Regions from separate parts of the Homo sapiens genome. Here all the other regions are linked to region 3. A link is a contact called in ENCODE Hi-C or POLR2A ChIA-PET data. All regions are on one chromosome and are shown on one strand. The core of a region is the stretch at or near the end of the contact, and the rest is flanking DNA. Distances in the headings are between cores, read along the strand shown. Region 1 holds the start of IFI35 (interferon induced protein 35). Region 2 holds the start of PTGES3L-AARSD1 (PTGES3L-AARSD1 readthrough). Region 3 holds the start of NAGLU (N-acetyl-alpha-glucosaminidase). Region 4 has its middle 28 kb from the start of G6PC1. Region 5 overlaps STAT5B (signal transducer and activator of transcription 5B).

Evidence for each region. Hi-C counts contacts between places; a loop is a spot of excess contacts on that map. ChIA-PET counts read pairs that join two places held with the same protein, here RNA polymerase II (POLR2A). Pooled maps may share reads with other maps.
Region 1: a pooled map shows a loop between it and region 3 (4-fold over the local background). The contact joins the promoter of IFI35 here to the promoter of NAGLU in region 3. A Hi-C loop is called at or near these places in 3 of 37 single-sample maps with no recorded cell type and 5 of 50 pooled maps. POLR2A ChIA-PET finds 5 or more read pairs at or near these places in 3 of 52 experiments (Caco-2, GM12878 and HEK293T).
Region 2: a pooled map shows a loop between it and region 3 (6-fold over the local background). The contact joins the promoter of PTGES3L-AARSD1 here to the promoter of NAGLU in region 3. A Hi-C loop is called at or near these places in 3 of 37 single-sample maps with no recorded cell type and 6 of 50 pooled maps. POLR2A ChIA-PET finds 5 or more read pairs at or near these places in 5 of 52 experiments (Caco-2, GM12878, H1 and 2 more).
Region 4: a pooled map shows a loop between it and region 3 (2.9-fold over the local background). The contact joins the enhancer-like site here to the promoter of NAGLU in region 3. A Hi-C loop is called at or near these places in 14 of 37 single-sample maps with no recorded cell type and 7 of 50 pooled maps. POLR2A ChIA-PET finds 5 or more read pairs at or near these places in 1 of 52 experiments (activated CD4-positive, alpha-beta T cell).
Region 5: a loop to region 3 is called in a pooled map, with 3 times the contacts of the local background. The contact joins the enhancer-like site here to the promoter of NAGLU in region 3. A Hi-C loop is called at or near these places in 4 of 50 pooled maps. POLR2A ChIA-PET finds 5 or more read pairs at or near these places in 4 of 52 experiments (A673, HepG2, activated T-cell and 1 more).

Annotation. Positions count from the first base shown.
Region 1 is chr17:43,004,992-43,008,465 of GRCh38, forward strand. IFI35 (interferon induced protein 35) reads left to right here and starts at 1,793. Exons shown (of 7, transcript NM_001330230.2): 1 at 1,793-1,977. The coding sequence starts at 1,957. RefSeq lists an enhancer at 1,653-1,962.
Region 2 is chr17:42,979,163-42,982,335 of GRCh38, forward strand. PTGES3L-AARSD1 (PTGES3L-AARSD1 readthrough) reads right to left here and starts at 1,366. Exons shown (of 17, transcript NM_001136042.2): 1 at 884-1,366; 2 at 388-501; 3 at 216-282; 4 at 8-106. The coding sequence starts at 1,020. PTGES3L (prostaglandin E synthase 3 like) reads right to left here and starts at 918. Exons shown (of 7, transcript NM_001261430.2): 1 at 884-918; 2 at 388-501; 3 at 216-282; 4 at 8-106. The coding sequence starts at 891. RUNDC1 (RUN domain containing 1) reads left to right here and starts at 1,403. Exons shown (of 5, transcript NM_173079.5): 1 at 1,403-1,912. The coding sequence starts at 1,415. RefSeq lists an enhancer at 1,330-1,399 and a silencer at 1,470-1,719.
Region 3 is chr17:42,533,809-42,537,490 of GRCh38, forward strand. It overlaps NAGLU (N-acetyl-alpha-glucosaminidase), which reads left to right and starts at 2,433. Exons shown (of 6, transcript NM_000263.4): 1 at 2,433-2,847; 2 at 3,590-3,682. The coding sequence starts at 2,465. It also overlaps the pseudogene PTP4A2P1. RefSeq lists enhancers at 2,146-2,225, 2,739-3,476 and silencers at 2,336-2,745, 2,866-2,935.
Region 4 is chr17:42,927,394-42,930,761 of GRCh38, forward strand. No RefSeq gene overlaps it. Among named protein-coding and RNA genes, the nearest start is that of G6PC1, 28 kb to the left of the region's middle. RefSeq lists enhancers at 1,056-1,632, 1,522-1,671. Within about 2 kb of position 1,903, at least 19 of the 41 ENCODE cell types and tissues checked have a DNase peak (open chromatin) inside an H3K27ac peak, as active enhancers do.
Region 5 is chr17:42,247,056-42,250,519 of GRCh38, forward strand. All of the region lies in intron 1 of STAT5B (signal transducer and activator of transcription 5B), which reads right to left. Among named protein-coding and RNA genes, the nearest start is that of STAT5B, 28 kb to the right of the region's middle. Within about 2 kb of position 1,721, at least 31 of the 41 ENCODE cell types and tissues checked have a DNase peak (open chromatin) inside an H3K27ac peak, as active enhancers do.

The sequences.
Region 1 (3,474 bases), core at 543-3,042, 470 kb after region 3:
TCTCATCTGTAAAGTGAAGAAAATAGAACCAACTTCATGGCATTGTTTTGAAGAGTTAATTCATGTAAGGCACAAGCGTGTTGGGCAGACGATAGCTCTCCTTGCTGGCCACTGTTAACAGTTTTGTGAACTTTTTTCTTTTTTTTTTTTTTGAGCCAGAGTCTCGCTCTGTCACCCAGCTGGAGTGCAGTGGCACGATCTCGGCTCACTGCAAGCTCCGCCTCCCGGGTTCAAGCGATTCCCCCGTCTCAGCCTCCCGAGTAGCTGGGACTACAGGCGCATGCCACCACGCCCGGCTAATTTTTGTATTTTTAGTAGAGACAGGGTTTCCCCATGTTGGTCAGGCTGGTCTCAAACTCCTGACCTCAAGTGATTCACCGCCTCAGCCTCCCAAAGTGCTGGGATTACAGGCGTGAGCCACTGCACCCAGCCTTTTTTTTTTTTTTTTTTTTTTTTTTAAGAGACAAGATTCACTGTGTTGCCCAGGCTGGCCTCGAACTCCTGGGCTCAAGCAGTCCTCCTGCCTCAACCTGCTGGAACTATAGGCACATGTTACCAGTGGGCCCAGCTGCTGGGATTGGCACTTTTTTTTTTTTTTTAGTCAGAATCTCACTCTGTTGCCCAGGCTGGAGTGCAGTGGTGTGATCCGGCCCGGCTAATTTTTTGTATTTTAGTAGGGACAGGGTTTCACCATGGTGGCCAGGATGGTCTCGTGATCCACCCGCCTGGACCTCCCAAAGTGCTGGGATTACAAGGCATGAGCCACTGCGCCTGGCAGTTTTGTGAACTTGAACTGTGGACTTTATCTGTCCTGATTGTGTTTCTCATTCATTCAGCAATTATTATTTTTTGAGATGGAGTTTCGCTCTTGTCACTCAGGCTGGAGTGCAACAGCGCGATCTTGGCTCAATGCAACCTCTGCCTCCCAGGTTCCAGCTATTCTCCTGCCTCGGCCTCCCAAGTAGCTGGGATTACAGGAATACACCACCACACCCGGATAATTTTTGTATTTTTTTAGTAAAGACGGGGTTTCACCACGTTGGCCAGGCTGGTGTCTAACTTGGGATCTCAGGTGATCTGCCCACCTGGGCCTCCCAAAGTGCTGGGATTACAGGTGTGAGCCACCGCACCCGGCAGTTTTGTGAACTTGAACTATGGGCGTTATCTGTCCTGACTGTGTTTCTCATTCATTCAGCAATTATTGTTTTATTTATTTTTTGAGATGGAGTTTCACTCTTGTCACCCAGGCTGGAGTGCAATGGCACCATCTCAGCTCAATGCAACCTCTGCCTCCGGGTTCCAGCTATTCTCCTGCCTCGGCCTCCCAAGTAGCTGGGATTACAGGAATGCACCTCCACGCCCGGCTAATTTTTGTATTTTTTTAGTAAAGGTGGGGTTTCACCATGTTGGCCAGGCTGGTCTCTAACTCCTGACCTCAGGTGATCTGCCCGCCTGGGCCTCCCAGAATGCTGGGATTACAGGTGTGAGCCGCCGCACCCAGCTCATTCAGCAATTATTTTATCAATGTTCAATGTGCCCAGCATTATTCTAGGCTCTAGGGAAATAATCCATTGACAAAGCAGGGTCTACCAATGGGCTTGTCGGAGATTGCTGGGAATGGTTGATGGGGGCCAGTTTGCAGTTGGGGTGAGGTGGCTTTCCTTGAGGCAGCCTGGCTGAGTGAAGTCGACTTTGCTGACCAAGAAGGCTCCTCCCAGGGGTGGGGAAGCCTCGGCAGGGGGCGGCATGTGAGCGCCAGAAGGCAGGGATTTCACGGAAATGAAAGTGGAAGCAAACAGCCTGCGAGCAGAGCCTCCTGAGGTGTATTTCGGGTCTTGCTGGGGCTGAGAGAGACCACAGCCCTTTGGGGGGTACAAACAAGAGTTCAGTTGCTGTGAATTCTGCCACTGTGCCCAGCTCTGAAGCCTCAGCTCTTGCCAAACAGACCCGAGACCCATGTCAGCCCCACTGGATGCCGTAAGTGAGGAGGAGGGAGTTGGGAAGTGGGGAAACAGGAGTAATCCTCTTGGCTAGGAACCTGCAGATATCTCAGGGCCTGGCAGCCAAGCCTCACCCTGCCCATCTCAGACCTGCTGAAGGGCTGGGGAGAAACACAGGGCTGGGGTTGCCTCTGCAAGAGTTGGTTCCCTAACCTATTGCCTCAGACAGGAGGAGCTCATTAAATCCTGTGTGTGTACACTTCTCTGGAGAGAGAATCTGTAGTTTCCATCAGATACTCAGCGGGTTCTGTGACCCAAATAACAATTGTTCTAGGCCGGGCGTGGTGTCTCACGCCTGTCATCCTAGCACTTTGGGAGGCCTTGGCAATACAGTGAAAATCCGTCTCTACTAAAATACAAAAAATTAGCTGTGTGTGGTGGTGTGCGCCTGTAATCCCAGCTACTTGGGAGGCTGAGACAGGAGAATCACTTGAACCTGGGAGGCGGAGGTTGCAGTGAGCCGAGATTGCATCACTGCACTCCAGCCTGGGTGACACAGCGAGACTCTGTCTAAAAAAAAAAAAAAAAAAATTAAACTAAAGGAATTAGGCTGGGTGTGTTGGCTCACACCTGTAATCCCAGCCAGCACTTTGGGAGGCTGAGGCGTGTGGATCACTTGAGGTTAGGAGTTCGAGACCAGCCTGGCCAACATAGCAAAACCCCATCTCTACTAAAAACACAAAAATTAGCCAGGCATGGTGGCACACACCTGTAATCCCAGCTACTAGGGAGACTGAGGCGGGAGAATTGCTTGAACCTGGGAGGCAGAGGTTGCAGTGAGCCGAGATTGTACCACTATGCTCCACTCTGGGCAACAGAGGGAGACTGTCTCTCACACACACACACACACAAAATTTATATATATATATATATATATATATACTATAAGAATTATACTTTAAGAATCACACTAGGTAATCCATAGATTAACACGGTAAAAACTTATCCCACTGCTTAGCACCTACAGAGCATTCAATATGTGTTTCTTCTTAATATTATTATTGCCAACCTTTTCAGAACCCCAGTTCCCCAAGGACAATCCCTTTTTTTTTTTTTTTTTTGAGACGGAGTCTCACTCTGTCTCCTAGGCTGGAGTACAGTGGCATGATCTCGGCTCACTGCAACCTCTGCCTCCCGGGTTCAAGCGATTCTCCTGCCTCAGCCTCCCAAGTAACTGGGAGTACAGGCACGTTCCACCATGCCTGGCTAATTTTTTGTATTTTTAGTAGAAATGGAGTTTCACCGTGTTAGCCGGGATGGTCTTGATCTTCTGACCTCGTGATCTGCCCCCCTCAAGCTCCCAAAGTGCTGGGATTACAGGTGTAAGCCACCATGCCCGGACTTTTCTTTCCTTTTTTTTTTTTTTTTTTTTTTGAGATGGAGTTTCACTCTTGTTGCCCAGGCTGAAGTGCAATAGCATGATCTTGGCTCACTGCAACCTCTGCCTTCCAGATTCAAGTGATTCTCTTGCCTC
Region 2 (3,173 bases), core at 116-2,615, 440 kb after region 3:
CACCCACCTTGATATCCTCCTTGGTAAGCCGCGGCCAGGCCACCTTTTCCTTCCATTTTCTCACAAAACAAGTAATAGAGCGGGAAGAGCGCTTATCCTGGGAGTCCTGCCAGATAGAGAGCCTCATTCTTAGGGTCTGGGGTTTAGAATTAATCTCCAGTTTCCCTGGGCAGCCCGGTTTCCATCCAAACCTTACTGTCCCATTTCACCCTTACCTTGGAGTTCACTTTGGCATAGAACTCAATCTCATTGTACAACTCCACTCCATCGGCATTCTTGCAGCTGAGGAGACAATGAAGCTGAGGAGATGCGGAATACTCCGTGTGGGGACATTAGGAAAGGGGTAGATTCCTGGGAAGCCAGGCCCTCGGACGGCAGGGCCACTACCTGAACACAATGCGGTGATCCTCAATAAGCACGTGGACATCGGTGCTGTCCTCAACACAAAACTCCATGAACACATACCTGGGCCTGTCGTACCACAAGGTCCGGGCGTGCTGCCTGAAGAGAAGTTGAGGTGTGGCTTCATAGGGGTGGGAGAGGGAAGACTGAGGTCATTTGGGAAGGGACTACCCAGGGACCTTTGATGCCACAGTTTTTTCAAAGTGGAGCTAAATGAGACAGAAGGGGTGAAAGGGAAGGGAATGACAGGAGTGGGTGGGTGTGGTGAATGTGAACCTGGGAAGAATAGAACGTGCAAGACTAGGAAACTAGGAGGTCAGGGAGAACATTCAGGTCACACCTTCCCTCACCCCACAGTTACAGAGACCAGGGGTCCGGGGCTCCCGTGGGGCCTCACAGAACCTGGAGCGCCCAGAAGACTTGGAGCAGGGAATCTCCAGGGAAAAGGGCCAGGGGGAGCACCGGAGCCGGAAACACTCACCGTGCCATTGCGGCTCCCGCTCCAGGGTGGCATTTAGAGTTCCAGGCAGGGGCCGCTATCTTTAGATCCTGGGGACGCCCCCAGCAGCTGCCTCTCCTTATATGGTCGGGAGAGCAGTTGAGAGGAAGAGAGAACATGACCTGGCAGCCAAGGGATCTGCACTCTGGAGATACTCTGGGACAGCTTCATCCTTGCAGCCCTTCACCGTGGGGTCTTCAGAAATGCATAGACTATGAAGAGACAACCCATCTGCTGGAACCAGGGCAAAGGCTGCCCTAGACGCTACACACAGGGAATGACTTTTCCCCGGTATCATTCACCTGTTTCTCCGACGCTTACTGCTCAGTGTCTGATTCACAATAGGCGCTCAATAAAACATTATTGTCCTGAATTAAATTCCCGGGGAAGGCGCGCCCTCGGGGACTTGGGTACTTCAGGCCCCGCCCACCACTCCCCTGGGGTTCCAGGCCACCGCGCCGTTGCCATGGCAGCAGGGGGGCGCGGCTGACGTGCGGTGGTGTTTCCGGGAAGATGGCGGCTGTCGAAGCGGCTGCAGAGCCGGTAACGGTGGTGGCGGCTGTTGGGCCAAAGGCGAAAGACGAAGAGGAGGAGGAAGAGGAGCCGCTGCCACCGTGCGAGGCGGTGCGCTGGGCCCCAGTGGGGGCGGTGGCGGAGGCCCGGCCTGGGGCAACCGCGTTTTTAGAAGAGGCGACGGCCGAGGAGCCTGGCGCGGCCCCGGGCTCCCCGCCGGATTCGCCGGGCCGGACGCTGCGGCGGCTGCGGGCAGAGCGGCGGCGGCTGGACTCGGCGCTGCTGGCGCTGTCCTCGCACTTCGCGCAGGTGCAGTTCCGCCTGCGCCAGGTGGTGCGCGGGGCGCCGGCGGAGCAGCAGCGCCTTCTGCGGGAGCTCGAAGACTTCGCCTTCCGCGGCTGCCCTCACGTCCTAGGTTACGAAGGGCCCGGCGACCCCGCCAGCGATGAGGGCGATGGGCTGCCAGGGGACCGGCCATGGTTGCGGGGCGAGGACCAGGTGAGTGGCTGGAGCCGGGCCGCGAGGAATATGGGAATAGTGGGGTCGTGTGGGTGGCGATCCAGACCCGGATGATGGTGCATGCGGGGAGAAGCCTCCCCGACTCGGTCGGTGAGTACGTGTGTCGGAGACCAGGGGACTGGAGTGCGGGGCCGGCTGAAGGGCAAGAGGACAGAGGCCTGGGAACCTGAGGGTGAGCGGTGTGCACGGAGGATGTGGAGAGATGTCGGTGCGTGATGACGTGAGTGGTAGAGGAGCGGTGAGCGAAGTGAGTCGTTGAGAGGGCAGCAGAGCAGCCAAGAGCAGTGCTGCGCCCACTCACCTTTCCCTCACGTATCTCAGTCTTGAACACTTTGGCTGCTAGAGGACCCCGACTCTGGGGATTGGGAAAATTGGCAAAGGAAAGGAAAGTGAGTTGGAATCCGTGGAAATTTAGGTTAACTCCCTGTCCCTGCTTTCCTGAAATCTAGGCAGTCTTTACACTTCTTTGGGTGGGAGTTTGGATTAACAGCAGGGTCTCTTAGTAACTGAAATAAACACAACTCTTGATTAGATAAATTTCCTAATGTTGGAATTTTTCCTTTTTAAGAGACGGGAGGGTCTTGGTATGTTGCCCAGGCTGGTCTCGAACTCCTGGTCTCAAGCCATCCTCCCGCCTCAGCCTCAGGACTACAGGCGTGTGCCACCGTGCAGGCTATAATGTTGAAATTTTTAAACTCTTCCTCCATCCTGCTTAATCATTAGGCATTCTGAATGAGGTCCTCTGATAACTGACAAGATCGATTCAGTGTGCCTACCCCAGAAGTAGTGAAACTATGTATAAGACACCAGGTAAACGTTTCCTTACAAGCTTTGCATCTCTGGAAGTGCACAAAGTGCTGGCTTTATTGGAAGTGTTGAGGTACACTGCCTTTTCACTTTTTTTTTTTGAGACAGAGTCTCACTCTGTCACCTAGGCCAGACTGCATTGGCGCAATTTCTGCTTACTGCAACCTCTGCCTCCTGGGCTCAAGCAATCCTCCTGCCTCAGCTTCCCCAGTATCTGGGACTACAGGTGTGTGCCACCACACCCAGTTAATTTTGTTTATTTTTTGTTGAGGCGGGGTTTCACCACATTGCCCAGGCTGGTCTCGAACTCCTGAGCTCAAGCGATCTGCCCTCCTCAGCCTACCAAAGTGCTGGGATTAGAGAAGTGAGCCACCATGCCCCATCCCTTTTCACCATTTTATTCTTCAAACTACAATCTACATGTGGCTTTCTT
Region 3 (3,682 bases), core at 1,183-3,682:
AGAGCCAGGTTGCTGTGTTGCAGTGCATTGCGTTGTGGAATTGGGAAGGGCACCTGTGCTGGTTGCACTTGCTTTGATTGAATGTGGAATGAAGTACGTAGATGCAGTTCAGTTTATAAGACAAAAAAGAAGGGGAGTGTTAAATTCCAAACAGCTGCTTTACTTAAGATGCGATTACGCTTCAGAGATACCAATGGGCATTGCTGTGTTCAGCAGAAAGAAATGTAAATGAAGGCTGACTTGATTGTGGCATTTAGAGGGAACTCCTGGTACCTGGAAATGTGAATCTGGACTCTTACCTGTGTCATCAAAGTAGTGATGGATTCAATACTCCTCAACCACTCTCCTAATGATCAGAACAAAAGCAAACAAGAAATCTCTCTATAAAATGAATAAAATGTTTAAGAAAAAAAAAGAGTTCGAGACCAGCCTGGACAACATGGTGAAATCCCATCCCTACAAAGGTTAACTGGGCTTGGTGGCACGTGCCTGTAATCCCAGCTACTCAGGAGACTGAGACAGGAGAATGGCTTGAACCTGGGTGGCTGAGGTTCCCGTGAGCTGAGATTAAAAAAAAAAATCATACTTCCCTAGTATCTAAAGTTGATATCTGATTCCAGGCCTCTTTCAACTTTTTTTGTTTGTTTGTTTGTTTTTTTGATATGGAGTCTCGCTCTGTCATCCAGGCTGGAATGCAAATGGCACGATCTTGGCTCACTGCAACTTCCACCTCCAGCGTTCAAGCGATTCTCCTGCCTCAGCTTCCCAAGTAGCTGGGACTACAGGCGTGTGCCACCAAGCCTGGCTAACTTTTTTTCTTTTTTTTTTTTTTGAGAGGGAGTCTTGCTCTGTCCCCCAGGCTGGAGTGCAGTGGTGTGATCTTGGCTCACTGCAACCTCCGCCTCTCCGGTTCACGCCATTCTCCTGCCTTAGCCTCCCGAGTAGCTGGGAGTACAGGCGCTCGCCAACACGCCCGGCTAATTTTTTGTATTTTTAGTAGAGATGGAGTTTCACCGTGTTAGCCAGGAGGGTCTTGATCTCCTGACCTCGTATCCGCCCGTCTTGGCCTCCCAAAGTGCTGGGATTACAGGCGTGAGCCACCGCGCCCAGCACCTGGCTAACTTTTGTATTTTTAGTACAGACGGGGTTTCACTGTATGTTGGCCAGGCTGGTCTCAAACCCCTGACTTGAGGTGATCTGCAAGCCTCAGCCTCCCAGAGTGCTGGGATTACAGGCGTAAGCCACCGCTCCTGGCCTAAGGTTGGCTATTTTTATGGTTATTTCTTGATTATATGATAAACAAGGGGTGGGTTAGTAATGAATTTTTCAGAAAAGGGGTGGGGATCCCCCCCAACTGAAGGTTCCTCCACTGTTTAGACCATATAGGGTAACTTCTGGACGTTGCCATGGCATTTGTAAACTGCCTGGCGCTGCTAGGAGTGTCTTTAGCATACTAATGCATTATAATTAGCGTATAATGAGCAGTGAGGACGATCAGAGGTCACCTTCCTGTCTTGGTTTTGGCAGGTTTTGACCAGTTTCTTTGCTGCATTCTGTTTTATCAGCGGGGTCTTGTGACCTTTTATCTTGTGCTGACCTCCTGTCTCATCCTGTGACGAAGGCCTAACCTCCTGGGAATTCAGCCCAGCAGGTCTCTGCCTCATTTTACCCAGCCCCTGTTCAAGATGGAGTCGCTCTGGTTGGAAACTTCTGACAAAATGACAGCTCCTGTTATGTTGCTGCTGCTGCCGCCAATGGACAGCCTTTAACGTGCCCGCCAGCCCTGCTCCACCGCCGGCCTGGGCTCACATGGCCCCATCCCTCCTCGAACCTCCTAGCCTGTTAGTTACTCAAATCTGCAAGCTCTCTGCCTTCTCAGGGCCTTCAATAAATGCATTTCTTCTGTCTGGAAGGCTCTTCCTTTCCCTCTTCTAGCCAATTCCTATTCATCCCTGAGTTTCAGATTAAAAGTCACTTCCTTTGGAAACCTTACTTCGCTACTTCGCTACTTACTGCACTACTTCGCAGCATCACAACTATGATGGAAATCCTTACTTACGTTAAATATCTGGTTTCTAGGTCACCTCCCTGACGGGGACGGTAGGGACCGTCTTCTCGTTCATCAGTAGGGAAGTAGCTATGGCAGTGCCTGATACAAAATAAACTCCAAATGTGTATTTATTAGATGGTTGGATGGAAGTTATTTGCGTGTGAAAGCGCGTTTTACCCGAAGGCGCTCTGTGAGGGCCAGCGGGTCCCCTTCGGCCCTGGAGCCGGGGTCACACGCTCCCCACCGCGTGCGGTCACGAGACGCCCCCAAGGGAGTATCCTGGTACCCGGAAGCCGCGACTCCTGGCCCTGAGCCCGGGCTTAGCCTTCGGGTCCACGTGGCCGGAGGCCGGCAGCTGATTGGACGCGGGCCGCCCCACCCCCTGGCCGTCGCGGGACCCGCAGGACTGAGACCATGGAGGCGGTGGCGGTGGCCGCGGCGGTGGGGGTCCTTCTCCTGGCCGGGGCCGGGGGCGCGGCAGGCGACGAGGCCCGGGAGGCGGCGGCCGTGCGGGCGCTCGTGGCCCGGCTGCTGGGGCCAGGCCCCGCGGCCGACTTCTCCGTGTCGGTGGAGCGCGCTCTGGCTGCCAAGCCGGGCTTGGACACCTACAGCCTGGGCGGCGGCGGCGCGGCGCGCGTGCGGGTGCGCGGCTCCACGGGCGTGGCGGCCGCCGCGGGGCTGCACCGCTACCTGCGCGACTTCTGTGGCTGCCACGTGGCCTGGTCCGGCTCTCAGCTGCGCCTGCCGCGGCCACTGCCAGCCGTGCCGGGGGAGCTGACCGAGGCCACGCCCAACAGGTACCGCCCCGAAGCTTCCCCGCGTCCGCCCGAGGCGCTTACCCCCTCCCGGAGCCGCTGCCACCCAAATCGGGAGGCTGAGCGGGGAGCGCTGGCCGGAAGGCCCAGCTGCGCCGCCTCCAGCAGCTGTGTGGCCTTGAGCCAGCCACTCTGCCTTTCAGAGCCTCGGCTGGCCCACCTGAAAAACGGAAAGAAGACGCCTACCGTGCAGTGTTATTGTGAGGATTTGCACGATGATGGGCATAGAATTTGTGGTGCACAATTGGTGATGAGTGAATTTTCTTGCCTTCCTCCCCCACCTTCTCTTTGAACCTGCGGACTGAGGAAGGACGCCTCCATCCCCCACCCTACAGGCCTGTGTTCCAGCGCCTGCCACACTATGGAGTGATGTGTTCACACAGCTGTCCTCCCCTGCCCATCTGTTAGACTGTGGGGGCAGGGATTCCCCGTTCCAGGAAAACACCGTGCAGAGGAGGGGCTCTGGCAGTGTGGCATGAAAGTGGAATATGCCACCCAAATACCCGCCAGGCTAGAGGGCCCTGGGAGAGTGCAGGGGACGAGTGCCTCAGAAGCCCAGCCCCGGTACCTGGTCTCAGCTCCACCTGGGGTGGGTCCCAGTGTGCAGCAGAAGGGCCGAGTTTGGAGCCCCTCCCCTCTCCTCTAGGTGGGGGATGGGGGATTTGTTCCAGGGCCGTGGACCCTCCAGGGTGGGATGCGCCCCTGCTCATGACACTGCCCGCAGGTACCGCTATTACCAGAATGTGTGCACGCAAAGCTACTCTTTCGTGTGGTGGGACTGGGCCCGCTGGGAGCGAGAGATAGACTGGATGGCGCT
Region 4 (3,368 bases), core at 653-3,152, 390 kb after region 3:
ATTGGTGGTTGCCTAAGGCTAGATGTTTGGGGGAAATGGAGAGTGACTGCTGAAGGCTGCAGGGTTTTTTTTTTAGGGTGACGAAAATGTTCTCAAATTGACTGTGGTTATGTACAACTCTGTGAATATACTAAAAACCAATGAATTGTATTTTTTTCTTTTTTTAATTTCTTTCTTTTTTTTTTTTTTTTTTGAGAGAGTCTCACTCTATTACCCAGGCTGGAGCACGGTGGCATGGTCATAGCTCACTGCAGCCTCAACCTCCTGGGCTCAAGAGATCCTCCCAACTTAGCCTCCAGAGTAGTTGGGAATACAGGTAGATACCACAATGCCTGGGTAACTTTTTAATTTTTCATAGAGATGAAGTTGCACTGTGTTGCTCAGGCTGATCTCAAACTCCTGGCCTCAAGCAATCCTCCCACCTTGGCTTCCCAAAGTGCTGGGATTATAGGCATGAGCCACCATGCCCGGCTGAATTGTACATTATTTATTTATTTTATTTTATTTTTTTGAGACAGAGTTTTGCTCTCATCCCCCAGGCTGGAGTGCAATGGTGTGATCTCAGGTCACTGCAACTTCCGCCTCCCAGGTTCAATCAATTCTCCTGCCTCAGCCTCCCGAGTAGCTGGGATTACAGGCACCCACCACCACACCAGGCTAATTTTTATATTTTTAGTAGAGATGGCGTTTCACAATGTTGGCCAGGCTGGTCTCAAACTCCTGACTTCAAGTGATCCACCCACCTTGGCCTCCCAAAGTGCTGGGATTACAGGTGTGAGCCACCGCACCCCAGCCACAGCATTTCTTTTCTTTTCTTTTCTTTTTTTTTTCTTTTTGAGATGGAGTCTCTCTCTGTTGCCCCAGACTGGAGTGCAGTGGCGCAATCTCAGCTCACTGCAACCTCCACCTCCTGGATTCAAGTGATTCTCCTGCCTCAGCCTCCCAAGTAGCTGGGATTACAGGCATGTGCCACCATACCCAACTAATTGTATTTTTAGTAGAGACGGGGTTTCAGTATGTTGGCCAGGCTGGTCTTGAACTCCTGGCCTCAAGTGATCCACCTGTCTCTGCTTCCCAAAGTGCTGGGATTACAGGCATGAGCTACCTCAACTGGCTACCAAATTGTGCATTTTAAATGTGTGAATTTTGTGGTGTGTGAATTATATCTCAATAATGCTCTTACCAAAAAAAAAAAAATCTTTATATGGCCTCTGAAAGCTTACCTCAGCTGGACCTTGTCTACCGCACCTCACCTGGTCTCCTTCACCTCATTCCACAAAGCACAGCCAATGTCATCTTGGTTCCTCCAATGCAACACACTCCAGCCCTCCTCCGAGCTTGGGCTTTTACACACCCCCCTTCTTAGAACACTCTTCTGCCTCTTCACATAATTCAGTCCTCCACATTGGTATCACTTTCTCAAGGAAGCCTCCCTGCCCACCCACCATGAGTCATGATCAAGTTCCTCTTCTGGGCCTGCCAAAGCACCCCTTTTACTTTGCTCTCTACCAAACGTCACTTTGTGATTATTTGGATCATGTCCGTCTTCCCCACTAGACTAGGCCCCATGAGTGCAGCTCCATGCCTGCTTTGCTCACTCTTGCACTTAAACCCTGTGCCTAGCCCTGGCCTAACACATGAGGAGGACTCCAGATATCTTGGTTGAATAATAAATGAGCAATATATTACTGTTTGCCCCTAACTTGGAAAACAAATGATAGGTTCAACAATTCTAGAGCTCCACAAATGACTCAGCAAAAACATGTTCGGAGGCACTCCCAACGTGAAATTAGAAGGTTGGAAACTCAGAGGACGGGACAGGCTTAGATAGAAACATTGGCCTCTTCCCAGGTAAGTTCTCCCCAGGAGGTGGGGAGCAAACTCTCTGAGCAGCCAGTTACAGGGAACTCATGACTAAGCTCTGTTGCTGTTTATCAAGATACACACTGACTCTCAGAAGTTCTAGCGTGAACCAAATCCTGCTTCAACCCCATGGGCTTTCAGTGTAGGACTTTTTCTTTTTGTTGGTGATCACACACCCTACTGGTGGCTTAACCAATTACATTGCCTCAGCCCCTGTGACACTCCAGCTCCGCGTCCCCTTTATGATGCTTCAAATATCATAAAAGCAGAGAAAAATCATATGTCATATATCAGAAAATCATATATCAACTTTTTTTTATTTTGAGGTCTTTCACACACTGAACTTATTTTAATCATAATTGTCAATTATAAATAAACATAATTACTATGTTCCTTTTTTGATGTCAAATTGTTGCAATTTGGACAGTGGCTTCCTTATCCTTCTACCATTGCTGGCCTAAAATCCTTGTGTTCTAGGCCCATTCCAAATTTTCCTTGTTCCAAGACACAGAATCAGCCACCCACTAAGAAGTCTCATTTCCTTTTGATGGGTGCACGAGAGTGGGAGGTTAGCAGAAGAAATGCTGTTAATGGGCTAGGTGCAGTGGCCTAGCCTGTAATCCCAACACTTTGGAAGGCTGAGGCAGGAGGATCACCTGAGGTCAGGAGTTCGAGACCAGCCTGGCCAACATGGGGAAACCCCATATCTACTAAAAATACAAAAAATTAGCTGGGCGTGGTGGTGTGTGCCTGTAATCCCAGCTACTCAGGAGGCTGAGCCAGGAGAATTGCTTGAACCCAGGAGGCGGAGGTTGCAGTGAGCTGAGATCATGCCACTGCACTCCAGCCTGGGCAACAGAGAGAGACTTCATCTCAAAAAGGAAAAAAAAAAAAAGAAGAAGGAAAAGAAATGCTGTGGCCAGGGCATGGTGGCTCACGCCTGTAATCCCAGTACTTTGGGAGGCTGAGGCAGGTGGATCATGAGGTCAGGAGCTCAAGACCAGCTTGGCCATTATGGTGAAACCCCATCTCTACTAAAAATACAAAAATTAGGCAGATGCCTATAATCCCAGCTACTCAGGAGGCTGAGGGAGGAGAATCACTTGAACCTGGGAGGCAGAGGTTCAGTGAGCCAAGATTGAGCCACTACAGTCCAGCCTGGCAACAGAGCGAGACTCCATTTCAAAAAAAGAAAAAAGAAAAAGAAAAAGAAATGCTGTTAATGAACTGTATTTTAGGGTCAGAGCCAGGAAATTATATTTCTCTTAAAGCTTATGGGTTCACAATAATGTTTCCAATTGAACTCTATGTTGTAATTTTTTATTCAATATAAAATATTTTCAGGCCAGGCCCGGTGGCTCATGCCTGCAATCCCAACACTAGAAGGCAAGACGGGAGAATTGCTTGAGACCCAGAGTTCAGGACCAGCCTGGGTAACATACCGCAACCCCCTCTCTATAAAAGAAAAAAAAGATATAATTGTTTTCATTTATTTTATCTGCAAT
Region 5 (3,464 bases), core at 471-2,970, 290 kb before region 3:
CCCCCTGGATTCTTCATTACCCCAGGAAAGTGGAACAGATCAGACCAGTTTCCAAGAACAGAAGCACTGCAGGGCAATCTTGCTAAGGGGGCCCTGAGATGTTTCTCTCTGTACTAATCTCTATGTCTTTTATGTACATCAACACAAACCTTCACCCAACCATCTCTGCCATCAACAGCAAATCTAGGGAAGAGACCAATAATACCTTAGAAAAGCACACCTATCCACCGAACCAAAACTAAATACAGAAGGATATGGCAGTTTGCCCCGTTTTCCAGGTAGCTGTGTTCTCTTAATTTGCCATGAATTAAAATGTTTCATTTTTACTTAGACATAACTTGAATATGTCATTTCAAATAACAAAATAAAAACTGAACTGAATATGTTTTAGTTAAAACAATACAAAACTGAAATCTCCTCTTTTAAGAGAGAAACGCTTCATCAGCTGGTTAGTTCCCTTGTTTGCTTACTGGGTGATATGAAACCCAACTACAGCTTTCCAAAAATAATCCCAAGTTGTGGGGTGTCCTACTACCTGTGTTTAAGTAAAACAAGTCCTGCAGAAAAAGTGGATCCAACGAGTAGCAGGTTTGTTAAGAAGCTAAATCTTGGCCAGGTGTAGTGGCTCACACCTGTAATCTCAGCACTTTGGGAGGCTGAGGCAGGAGGATCACCTGAGCTCAGGAGTTCAAGACCAGCTTGGGCAACATATCAAGGCTCTGTCTTTACAAAGAAAGCAAAACAAAAAGTAGTAGCGTGTGGTGGCGCACACCTGTAGTCTTAGTTACTTGGGAGGATGAGGTGGGAGAATCACTTGAGCCTAGGAGTTAGTAGCTGCAGTGAACTATGATTGCGCCACTGCATGCCAGATGGATGACAGAGCCAGACTCATTCTCTAAAAAAAAAAAAAATGTATGAGAAAAAGAAGAAGATAATTCTGGGCCAGGCACAGTGGCTCATGCCTGTAAACCCAGCACTCTGGGAGGCCGAGATGGGAAGACTGATTAGGCCAGGAGTTTGAAACAAGCCTAGGCGACATAGTGAGACTCCATCTCTACAAAAAATTTACAAATTAGCCCAGTGTGGTGGCGCATGCCTGTAGTTCTAGCTACTCAGGAGACAGGCAGAAGAACTGCTTAAGCCCAGGAGTTTGAGGCTGCTGTGAGCCGTGATTGTGTCGCTGCACTCCAGCCTGGGTGACATTGTAAGATCTTGTCCAAAAAAAAAAAAAAAAAAAAAAATCTTATTCTAATTCTGAGAAGAAATGACATTTAATAAGAGCTCATGTCTTAGCAAATCAAAATGTTTGTCCTGCTGGGGAAAAAAAAAAAACAACAACGGTTATCCAGGTATAAAAAGCAATTACCAGGACATTTAACATTAAGATGAACTAAAATTGTGCACAAAATAATTGTCCACATTTACTACAGCACTCATAGTGGGAGTAAATAAAATGCAATTACTTTTGCTAAAGCAACCTACTTTTTCTGGTAACAGACCGTCTCTCACTATACCTCTAATAGTAGATCTACACACAACTTAGCATGGTGTAGGAACTTGAGTGCATGCTCCTACAGCACACAACAGATGCACTGAAAGGCTCCCACCTCTTAACTAACAGCTTATGCTGCAAGGCATCAGCCAGGATAACGGCAGAGCCCTTCTGTGTATGTGTTCTTTCACAGGCGGCACTGTTACCGGAAGAAGCGAAGAGCAGCGATTTCCTTCCAAAAGGTCAGCTGCCTCAGACAGACCAAACAGAAAGCAGCGAATTCTTGCCAACTTCCCCTCCTGCTTCTGCAGCTAGTACGCAATAGCATTTAGTTTCCAGTAAAGCTCCAGATAAAAACAAAGCAAATGTGAGACCCAGAATCTACACAATGTCAGTGTCTCGCTTGACTGAACGAAGGGCAGTAAGATCATATGGAGCTACGCTTTTTCAACGTGGTGGAAGTGTTAGGAAGGTGAGATTAAACATGAAGAAAAGGTCAGGACTGGAACCATCCAGATTTTATACCAATGTCCAGAAGTCTCCATCTAAAAATAAGATGGTAGGCTGGGTGAGGTGGCTCAGGCCTGTAATCCCAGCACTTTGGGAGGCCAAGGCCAGTGGATCACTTGAGGTCAGGAGTTTGAGACCAGTCTGGCTAGCATGGTGAAACCCCGTCTCTACCAAAAATATACAAAATTAGCTGGGTGTGGTGGCGCGTGACTGTAATCCCAGCTACTCGGGAGGCTGAGGCAGGAGAATTGCTTGAACCTGGGAGGTGGAGGTAGCAGAGAGCCAAGATTGCACCACTGCACTCCAGCCTGGGCAACAGAGTGAGACTCTATCTCAAAAAAAATAAAAAGAAAAAGAAGATGGTATTTTAGAGATAATAAATGCAACAACAGATAAGGTCCCTAGTCAACTGATAAAAAAAGAATAAATTTTGAACTTATTCTCAAAATAAAGTCAAGTCAGTCATTCTGCAACATGCTAGGGCACAGGCAAGGTTCAATGCTGACAACCAGTAGATATATATACAATGAATATATAAGTTTCTTAGATTAGACATGGAGAAAAGACTGTAAAACACATAACAAAAAGGGGAAGAGGATAGAAAATATAATTTTTTTTTTTGAGACAGGGTCTCACCCTGTCACCCATGCTGGAGTGCAGTGGCGTGATCTCAGCTCCCTGCAACCTCTGCCTCCCAGGCTCTAGCAATCCTCTTGTCTCAGTCTCCTGAGTAGCTGGGACCACAGGTGTGTGCCACTATGCCTGGCTCATTTTTTGTATTTTTAGTAGAAACGGGGCTTCATTATGTTGCCCAGGCTGGTCTCGAACTCTTGAACTCAAGCGCTCCACCCACCTCGGCCCTCCAAAGTGCTGGGATGACAGGCGTGAGCCACTGCACCAAACCCAGACTTCTTTAAATTAAGAGAGTGTTAAACTACATGAAAGCCTACGCATTCAATCTTCCCAGAGGAGCAAAATTAGACCCTTTTGAGTATAAAAGTGAAGGAGAAGGAAGGGAAAATGATGATTTTAAACATTTTTCTCAACCAGATCGGTTCCCGGCTTAACTATCTACACAAAACTTGCGAGAAAATGTTACGAGCTCCTACCCCATGTCGTTGGCTCTATGTGGTTTCTAACTCGTTAGTTTCAGGTTGTGGTGGCAACAGAGACACCAGGCTTTTTGTGAGACAAGCTCTTGTTCTAAAATGTCTGGGCTTTGATGATGGAGAGTATTTTAACCCCACTCTGAGAATACCTAGTTTGAAATGAAGATAGTATGGAGTTCAAGGAAAAACGTATTAGTTTGTTATGTTAAATTAAGCCACCCACACACCCACACTAGAAACTGTTTTGTGTTGGAAACAAAATAAATGACTTCATTTCCAAGCCCTTCCTATACTTCATCACCAAACCTTAAATAATAGCAAAGGAATAAGCATGGGAAATGAGAAAAATAAAG